Regions from separate parts of the Homo sapiens genome. Here all the other regions are linked to region 3. The links are chromatin contacts, found by Hi-C or POLR2A ChIA-PET in ENCODE. All regions are on one chromosome and are shown on one strand. The core of a region is the stretch at or near the end of the contact, and the rest is flanking DNA. Distances in the headings are between cores, read along the strand shown.

Region 1 (3,294 bases), core at 658-3,157, 1.3 Mb after region 3:
TATAAATATATAAAAATGTTAAAGGCATAGCCAATTATTGATCACAGAAGTGACATGATACAGTCGTTTGTTACAAATCTGAGTGATTATTTACAAATCTTTAGAGTTGTTGTCTGATAGGACTCAGTACGGCAGTTGGAGTGTAGCTGAAAGTAGGATAAAGCAGGTGGATATGTGCAGATGATAGAAATATGGAGATGGTAGAATCAATAATAAAAATATCACAAAACAAGCTCCGTGATCCTACTTTAGCTGTTAAACTTTTGTTGTTGTTGTTGTTACTGAGACGGAGTCTCACTCTGTCGCCCAGCTGTTCTCAGCTCACTGCAACCTTCACCTCTGGGGTTCGAGTGATTCTCCTGCCTCAGCCTCCCAAGTAGCTGGGACTACAGGGGGGGCACCACCACGTCCAGCTAATTTTCTGCTAAACTTTTTGAAATGAGAGGCCCATGGTAAAGTAGATATCAACATAAGGCTTGTTGAGTGACTGATTAATTCTAGATTATTATTCTCATTTATTGGCACAAAAACAATTACACATTGCTTTCTATTTGGCTCCTCTGGTGCCCTTACCACCACTGCACAGTTCCTACATATGCCGTGATTCTTAACCTTTGGAGCTTGAGTAATTACCCCTAAATCCCTCTCTTAAAAATCTTGGGGGCCAGGCACAGTGGCTCACACCTATAATCCCAGCACTTTGGGAGGCCGAGGAAGGTGGATCACCTGAGGTCGGGAGTTCGAGACAGGCCTGACCAACATGGAGAAACCTCGTCTCTACTGAAAATACAAAATTAGCCAGGCTTGGTGGTGCATGCCTATAATCCCAGCTACTCAGGAGGCTGAGGCAAGAGAATTGCTTAAACCCGGGAGGCGGAGGTTGCGGGTTCAAGCAACCTCAAGCCTGGGCAACAAGAGCGAAACTCTGTCTCAAAAAAAGAGAAAAGAAAGTTCCTTGGCCTTTTCTTGTGTTTCTTGACCTTGACATTTTTTGAGGAGTCCAGGCCAGTTATTTTGTAGAATGTGTCAGTTTGGGTTTGTGCGATGTTTCCTTGGGATTAGATTCAGGTTGTGCATTTTTGGCAGAAATACAACTATAGTGATGTTGTCACCTTCACCATGCATCGAATCAAAGGGACATGATGGCGATGGCTTCCAAGGTGATGTTCTCTTTGAGCACTTGGTAAGGTGGTGTCTGCTTAATTTCTCGACAGGCAAGTTACTGTTTTTCCTTTGTTATTGATAAGCAACTTCTGGGGGATACTTGGAGACTACGCATATATCCTGTTCTTTATCATGCTTTCACCCAATAGTACCCACTGATGAACATATTGTGTATACATGAAATAATAATAAACTATTATCACTGATAGAAGGAACATATTGTGTATACATGTAATAATAATGAACTATTATGACTTCTTAAAGCAGGTTGTTCATTGTTTCCTGAGTATAAATAAATCAGAAATGAATGGCTTTAATTTTCTGTAAAATATGTTTACTTAGAAAATAATAGAAAATGTCCTTTACAAAATGAGTTCTAGGGTTTTATTGAACAAAATGTGTTTGCAAAACACTGTGGGGTGAAAAGAGTATGACCCCTTACTTCCCCATCATAACGCTCCTGGCTGACACTCCCGTAATAAAAGACAGGTTAACAAGAGAAAAGCATAACATATTTATTTGATCAAAGTTTTTTTTTACGTGACAAAGGAACCTTCAGAAATGAAGCCCCAGAGGTCCCCAGAAAACTGTCTGTTTTTATGCTTAGGCTGGGTGATTAGGGGACATCTTTGTAGAAATGTGAGTGAACAAAAGGGGAAGCTCTAATGCTAACAGACTGAGTGCAGACACCCAGCAAGGCCTGTCTGTTCAGATTCTTCTCAGCCTCTCCCTGCAGCATGCAGCATCCCTTCCTCCTGGGTATGGGGCAGGGCCCTTCTGGAATGCGGGTTTATGACCTCCGTGCAGGCAAAATAGACCAGATAGTTTCTTTATGGCCAACTCTTACACAGAAAGGCAGGGGAAGATTGGAGTAATTTTTTTTTAGGTTTTAAGGCTAGCTTTCAGGGAGAATGGTTCTGGTTTCTATGGACTTGCCTTGGGGAAGAGGGATTTTAGTTTCCTTGTTTGTTTGTTTGTGTTTTGAGATGGAGTCTCACTCTGTTGCCCAGGCTGGAGTGCAGTGGCACAATCTCAGCTCACTCCAACTTCTGCCTCCCAGGCTTAAGTGGATCTTCTGCCTCAACCTCCCGAATAACTGGGATTACAGGCATGCGCCACCACAGCCGGCTAATTTTTGTATTTTTAGTAGATACCAGGTTTTGCCATGTTGGACAGGCTGGTCTCGAACTCCTGACCTCAGATGATCCACCCGCCTCGGCTTCCCACAGTGTTGGGATTACAGACATGAGCCACCGCACCCGGCCCTAGTTTCCTAGTTTCTATGGTCGGCCTTGGGGGAGAAAGTTTAGCAGGAGGAGGAAGGCGAGGAGAAGGTCAGAAACTTTGCTTCTGAGGCCCTCCAAGGCCCTCCCAGGCCCTTTGCTCCAAGTCCTCAGCAAGCCAGAGGACGTCTTCTGAGCCCAACAACAGTTTAAGGCATTCCAAAATTAGAAGAGCAATCAGGCACCCAACCATACTAAAAGCGTGTTTATATTTTCGCATATTTTCCAATCCATTGAACAAACAAGCAAACAAACAAAAGAACTGGTGTGTAGAGTGAAAGGAGCGTTAGTGTGTATAATATCTGTGGACAGAATAGTCGTCTGAACTGAATCTACAGCAAAACTACAAAGCTGTGATATTGTGACTCCGAGAAAGTGCAGATTTCATATTCCAGTAAGATTTATTGAATGCCCGTTGCCTGCTAAGCATTTCATACATAAGCATATTCACACACAGCACCTTATTTTGTTATCATAACTCTATAGGGCAATGGTATTATGCTATTCTTCCACTCAAGAGAACTTTTCAGAGGTTCATTTACTTAACAAATCATAACTGCCACATCCCAGGTGCTTTGTTAAGCTCTGGGAATGCAACCTGGAAGAAGACAGATCTGGTTCCTCTCACTTTCTAAGCCCAGTTATAACATGCTGGGCCCATGATTTTACTCAACAGTAAAATCGAGGTTTACGCTGTGTGCTAAGAGAGGCATCCAAACCAAACGTGTGGACTCAGGGGAGGCTTTGCTGATGGAACTTCTAATTAGGCTGGGAAATGAAAGACGACAGGAAGCTGGGTGAGGAGGGGGGATGGTGGTGGAGGGAGGACCCAAATATTCCAGGCAGA
Region 2 (3,078 bases), core at 492-2,991, 1.6 Mb after region 3:
CTGCAACCTCTGTCTCCCAGGTTCAAGCAATTCTCCTGCCTCAGCCTCCCAAGTAGCTGGGATTACAGGCGTGCGCCACCGCACCCAGCCACAAAAGTCATTTTCAGCTCACAGGTTATGCAGGTCATACTTGGCTTATGGTCTGTAGTTCACCAAATTTCAGGTTACACAATTTTGTGGGAGAGAAATAAACTTCTGTTTTTTAAAAATAATTCTGAAGTGTCTTGGTAATTAGATGAACTTAGCCTTAACTCTAAATTTTAGACGATCTCTGCCATTTGTGTTAGAATCCATTCATTCAGATACTTCTCCTTTATTGCCGCCAGGGCATGGAGGGAGGATGAGCTGCACACGTTTTTCTCCTTTGCTTCCCTCTTGCACTCCTTTCCTTAACTACTTTGATTCCTTGCATGGAGGTGGACCTGCCAAGACATTTTTAAGAGCATGCTAGGGACACCTCAAGGTGTTTTTATAACCATTTCAATGAGTTAGAACTTTTTCTTTTTAGAAGAAATATATAAGGATTATTTCTTCCTCATAAGTTACCAATGAATAATTTACTTACTACACATCATTATGGATGGAATTGTTCCCCTAAAATTTGTATTATTGAAGTCTTAACCTCCAATGAGACATATTTGGAGATAAAGCATTTAAAGAGGTAATTTAGATTAAATGAGCTCATAGTGTGGGGACCTAATTTGATAGAACTGATATCCTCATAGGAAGAGAAAGAGAAGCTGGGCATGGTGGTTCAAGCCTGTAATCCCAACACTTTGGGAGGCCAAGGCAGAAGGATTGCTTGAGCCCAGGAATTTGAGACCAACCTTGGCAGCAAGGCAAAACTTGGTCTCTACAAAAAATGCAAAAAATTAGCCAGGCGTGGTGGCACACGCCTGTAGTCCAAACTACTAAGGAAGCTGAGGTGGTAGGCTCGCTTGAGCCCAGGAGGTCAAGGCTGCAGTGAGCCAAGATGGCACCACTGCACTGCAGCCTGGGGGATAGAATGAGACCCTGCCTGAAAAAAAAAAGAGGAGGCACCAGAGACCTCTCTCTCTTTGCACTCACAGGGGAAAGGTCATGTGGGAACACAGCTAGGAGGGAGCAATCTCCAAGTGAGAAAGAGGGCCCTCACCAAGAACCAAGTATGCTGGCACCGGATGGTGGGTCTTCCCCGCCTTCAGAACTGTGAGAAATGAGAAAATAGCTTTCTGTTGTCTAGGTCACAAGACTGTGTCAGACTTTGTTTTGGCAGCCTGAGCAGACTAATATATTCCATATATGGGGGTGATAATAGTTTGCTAGTCAGCCTTTTTTAGTACCCTTTACCTTATCCTTAAGCCCACTAGTCAAATAGTGTCAACAGTTTTCTATATATTCTTTCTTTGGATAAAAAGAAAACTTCATGAGCATTTTTGACATATACCTCATTGATCAGCTTTGACTCTCAAAATAAACTTTGAAAAGGAACAAAAAGGAAACAGCAGTTTTGAAAGTTAGGCTTTTAAAAAACTGCAAGAGCCAAGCACTTGAGAGAAAATAGACTTTTCTGAATTCCAGGTTTAAAATAGCAAGAGCCAGAATTTATGTTTTGAATACCAAGTCTGGGTGTATGTCAGAAACTATGGAAGGATAGAGGCTACGAAGTAAGGAGAGGTTTCCATGACAGAGCAAAGAAAATAGGAGGATTTCCTGGAACAGGAGAAGGAGCTTGGGGATTGGACGTGGGTCTGGGTAGTGGAGGTTTTCCATAGGCCCTCAGAGAATATTTTAGACATAAGAGGCAAAGTGCATGACAGGAAGTGCTGCCTTTTGGGGAAGATGTGACTAAGCTCTAAGTAGCAATGGTGGGACACAGCACACGTGGAAAGATGCTGACATCAGCAGCAGATTCACTGGTATTAAAGGAGGAGCTCCTGGCTGGGCGCGGTGGCTCACGCCTGTAATCCCAGCACTTTGGGAGGCCGAGGCGGGCGGATCACCAGGTCAGGAGATCGAGACCATCCTGGCTAACAGGGTGAAACCCCATCTCTACTAAAAATACAAAAAATTAGCCAGGCGTGGTGGGGGGCGCCTGTAGTCCCAGCTACTCGGGAGGCTGAGGCAGGAGAATGGCAGGAACCCGGGAGGCGGAGCTTGCAGTGAGCCGAGATCGCGCCCCTGCACTCCAGCCTGGGCGACAGAGCCAGACTCCGTCTCAAAAAAAAAAAAAAAAAAAGAAAAGAAAGAAAGCAAAGGAGGAGCTCGTAAGCCCAGTAAGACTAGACATCTCTGGGAAAGCCAAGACTGAAGGCTAGGGGCCTCTTTCCCAATATGTGTGTGTGTTTATAATCTTTTTGCCCTCAGACTAAGGGAGGAGAGGTGTATCTTTAAGAGTGAGAATCAGTTCAGATATAAGTTTAAGTTTTTCATTGAGAGAAACCAAAATATTACATTTAAGTATCTATGTAAGCATCTAAATTTTAGAGCAGGGTGACTGCATTACCTTGAAGTAGTAAAGCTTCAGGTCAATCCACATAAGCAGAAGCTACCCTGTGTAGAATCAGAGGAAACTGAGCTCAATTATGGAAAAATTAAAATGTTATGTCTGCATAACTAAATTGTGACTATAACGTTGACTCAGCTGCAGGGATTGGCTAATATCTATAATAAAATGAAACAAAACGATTGCTGCAGGTATTTATCTAAACTACTTCATGAAACAGTCCCAATAAACTTGTCAACAGCATGTACCCATTATAGTAACTCAGATGTGCTACAAGTTTCTGAAATTCTTTCTGAATCATAAAAAAGCCATATTATGTTCTTGGTATGTATATGTATTATGTTCATGGTATGTATACCATATGCTATGGTAAGTGAATATTTCTGTACTATAATCATTGTAAATTGGTAATACACATATCCTGTTAGGCAGGACATTTGGCTACATGTAACATTCTATTTCCCAAGAACTCCACTAACAGAATTATTTTGATAGAACCCCCTTAACATTTGTAATAATATAATGTTTCTTTTTCTCATAGGGGTATTCAGTTTAACAGGCTCATTGATCAATTTTGATCATTCCACTTTTCT
Region 3 (3,285 bases), core at 683-3,182:
CGCCTCCCGGGTTGAAGCGATTCTCCTGCCTCAGCCTCCCAAGTAGCTGGGATTACAGGCATGCACCACCACACTCCGCTAATTTTGTATTTTTAGTAGAGACGGGGTTTCTCCATGTTGGTCAGGTTGGTCTCGGACCCCCGACCTCCGGTGATCCGCCCGCCTCGACCTCCCATAGGGCTGGGTTTACAGGCGTGAGGCACTACGCCCGGCCATAATTTTTAAACATTTTTCTGTTGGCACCTGTCCGGACCATGGATTTAAATGATCTACTAACATGATGAGAACCCAACGGGGATACTTCAAAAGAGACAAATGAATATACAGGTGGCCCGAAATGATTTTATAAAGTCCTCTAACAACCACACTTCTTTCCAGAGTGCCAAAGAATTTGGCTCATTTAAGGTGTTCATTTTTCAAAAAATGGTTATACAAATGCAAACTTCATTCAAATCAAACCTTACCTTGAGCTTGTTAAATGCCATGTTTAGCATCACTCAAGGCTTATACCAATTGTTGTTTTAAAAAATTACATAGTGCTTTAAGTATTTTTACATCTTAAATACAAAGGAATAATTCTAACTGTGGAATCAGAGCTGTCTTCCTAAGACAAAAAGACAAAGACAAATATCACAATTAACTATTAACTGGAGAAACACCTTTTCAAACGTCCCTGTAACAACTGGATGTGTTGGACAGCATAACCAAACTCATTAAGAATAGTGTGAAAAACATCACCATTACCTAGTTCTCACACACAGATACCTTCTTAAACTATCGAAACCTGTATCTGAATATACGAAGCATTAAGAATCTGCTTTTGAAAAGGAAATGAATATCTGAAGGTCATTTTCTTTTCAATCTTTTCTCATACTAATAATCACTGTTAATATCCACTTTTAAAAAATCGCCTCTATCAGGCACCCGGGAATTGCTTAACAAAAGCCACTTAATGAAACCACAGTTCAGACAAAAAAAAAAACTTAACTGCATAGAAAATATTTATGAGTTTACTTTCCTAACTCATACAATTGCGTCCTTGTTTCCAAAGCCTTGCAATTCACATCAGCGGGAACAAAAAAATCTAACACACAGCAGAAAGCTGGCTCTCTAAAAGAAAGCATTTTTTTTTAAAGGCAATGAAGGACCAAAAACTCTTTCTTTTAAAAAGATCTTAGAAGTTCCTCCTCCAGAGAAGACAGAAAACACTGACAAACCGCACATTGTGCAGATGTTCAGCCCCGAAATGCAGCCTCGCAGCCCTTCACTCCGCAGTCCACCGGTTGCATCTGCACCTCCGGGCAGCGCTCCTGCAGGGCGCAAACACCCAGAGACCCAGGGACCCGGCAGCCCCGCGCAGGCCTCCCGCGTGCACCGCTCAGCGAGCGGGTCTTTCGCAGACGGCGGGATGCCCCAGGAGACCGCGAGGCCGGCGCAGCCCGGCGAGCTCCCGGAGGGAAGGCGGCGTGTCAGAAAGGATCGGACCCCAGCAATGGCCCCGGATCGGTCCCGCGCGGTCGCCTCCTTTTCCCGCTCCGCCGCCGGGACCCCCCTAGCCAGTGCTGAATTTCCCAACTGGGAAGGACCGAGTCACTCCACCCTCCGGGAAGTCGCGCGCTCATCCGTTTTCGGCAGCGCCGGAGCCCGAGCCGGGGACCGGGCGGACACCCACAGAGTCCGCACCGCAGCGCGCTGCACGCTCTCGCCCCCGCCCGCCGGCCCGCGCCCCAGCGAACTAACCGCAAAGTTGGCCCGAAGTGGCGACGGCGCTCTCGTGGAGCTCACCCGCCGTCTCAGCGCGCCCCCGAGCAGGGACCGGGCCTGCCGGGGCCCTCGCCGGGCTCGCGCGTCCGCATGGTACCTGCCGCACGAGCCGCTCCCGCGCCCTCTCCCCGCGCCCGGCCGCCCAGCTCGGCGCCGGCGCCTCACGCTCCCCGAGCGCAGGAGATCCCTCCGCCCCGGCCCCGCCCGCCGGCGCCGGCGCTCATTTCTCGGGCGCGGAAACTCGAGCCCACTTTCCCCGGCTGCCGGCTCTGGGACCGCGGGCTCGGCCACGCAGTCCCGCCCGGACCCAAAGAGCCCCAGTCCCTGCGAACACCAGGTCCGTGCTGGGAGACGAGAAGGCGCCCAGCGGGGTCTAGCGCGGCTCCGAGGGGCAGGGCGAGGCTTGTGATGCCGAGGTTAGTTACGGCCAGCCACAGGCGCTGTGCAAGGAATTGGGGAAAGCTCCCTGCCAAGAAAGGGAAACGTTAGCTTAGCTAAAAAAAAAAAAAAAAAAAAAAGGCTGGGGCCTAATGAGAAAGCTTCCCAGAGGCATCCCTTTAGCTTTTCCATAGCCTTCTGGGAGCCCCTGAATCTGCATTTGAATGGCGCGGCTCTGGGTCCGCGAAGGTTTGGTGGGCTGAAGTCGTCCTTCAGGTCTCCAAAGGAATGCAGCTAGGTCGGAATCTACTTCCTCCTTCAATCCCCAGAAAATGGAAACGCTTCCCCCGCGACCTTTTTCTGCCGAGTTAGACCCCAGGCCCTCCCCGCCGCGGGCGCCTGGCCTCCCCCGCTGACACCCCGGACGCCCAGGCCTGTGGGACAAAAGGCAGTCGCGGCGTCCCGCGGGCTTCCTAGCCCGGGAGTCGGCCCCAGGGGCCCCAAAGCGTGACCCCAGGCCGACAACTGCAAGTTCCTAGGCAGAGGGGAAGCCCCAGCGCCGAGAAGCCCGCTCCGAGAACTCCCCGCGCCGGGCGCCCAGCCTGAGCGTCCCGGGCGCGGAGCCCATCCCCGGTGCGGGCAGGGCTCCAGCCGCAGGCTCGGCGCAGGGCGGACTCGGCCGAAGCCCGGAGGGCCGGAGGCGCTGGGACGCAGCCCGGACAAGAGGGCGGACTTGATCTCGGAAAGTTTGTGGGACTCAGGCATTTTAACACTGGGAAGACAAAGAGATCCGATTTCCCTGGGACTGGTGAGGGGAGCTTGGCGGGGAGGGGAACGGCAGGGCAGTCAAGTGTGAAAGAGAATTTCCTGGGTTCAAAGTTAACGCAGTCACCTTATAAGCCATCTTAGAGGTGACCGGAAAAAATAATAATAATAAAGGTGTCTAGCAGGTTGTGGCTGGGAAGGAAAAATAATGCCTGCAAGATGAGTGTGCCGATTCGTAGCCCTATATTCCCTGCCCACCAGTTGGAATACACATAGATTCACACATCCAGCAAATGCAAACTCCATCATCCAAAGACGTGTTTGTCCCGGCCATAATTGCTCCAAGTGCTTACAGGTCAATTTCATACATGGAACACC

The links. A loop is a pair of places that touch in the nucleus more often than their neighbours do. ChIA-PET counts read pairs that join two places held with the same protein, here RNA polymerase II (POLR2A). Pooled maps may share reads with other maps.
Region 1: a map of MCF 10A shows a loop between it and region 3 (5-fold over the local background). The contact joins the enhancer-like site here to the promoter of FAT1 in region 3. A Hi-C loop is called at or near these places in 2 of 168 maps with a recorded cell type or tissue (MCF 10A and aorta) and 3 of 50 pooled maps. POLR2A ChIA-PET finds 5 or more read pairs at or near these places in 1 of 52 experiments (WTC11).
Region 2: a map of ascending aorta shows a loop between it and region 3 (10-fold over the local background). The contact joins the enhancer-like site here to the promoter of FAT1 in region 3. A Hi-C loop is called at or near these places in 2 of 168 maps with a recorded cell type or tissue (ascending aorta and chondrocyte) and 3 of 50 pooled maps.

Annotation. Positions count from the first base shown.
Region 1 is chr4:188,020,129-188,023,422 of GRCh38, forward strand. No RefSeq gene overlaps it. Among named protein-coding and RNA genes, the nearest start is that of ZFP42, 26 kb to the left of the region's middle. RefSeq lists an enhancer at 1,665-2,202. Within about 2 kb of position 1,908, at least 2 of the 41 ENCODE cell types and tissues checked have a DNase peak (open chromatin) inside an H3K27ac peak, as active enhancers do.
Region 2 is chr4:188,331,255-188,334,332 of GRCh38, forward strand. No RefSeq gene overlaps it. Among named protein-coding and RNA genes, the nearest start is that of LINC01060, 120 kb to the right of the region's middle. Within about 2 kb of position 1,742, at least 2 of the 41 ENCODE cell types and tissues checked have a DNase peak (open chromatin) inside an H3K27ac peak, as active enhancers do; they include ascending aorta, where a contact is called at or near this core.
Region 3 is chr4:186,721,924-186,725,208 of GRCh38, forward strand. FAT1 (FAT atypical cadherin 1) reads right to left here and starts at 1,933. Exons shown (of 27, transcript NM_005245.4): 1 at 1,741-1,933. RefSeq lists enhancers at 1,374-1,875, 2,376-3,285.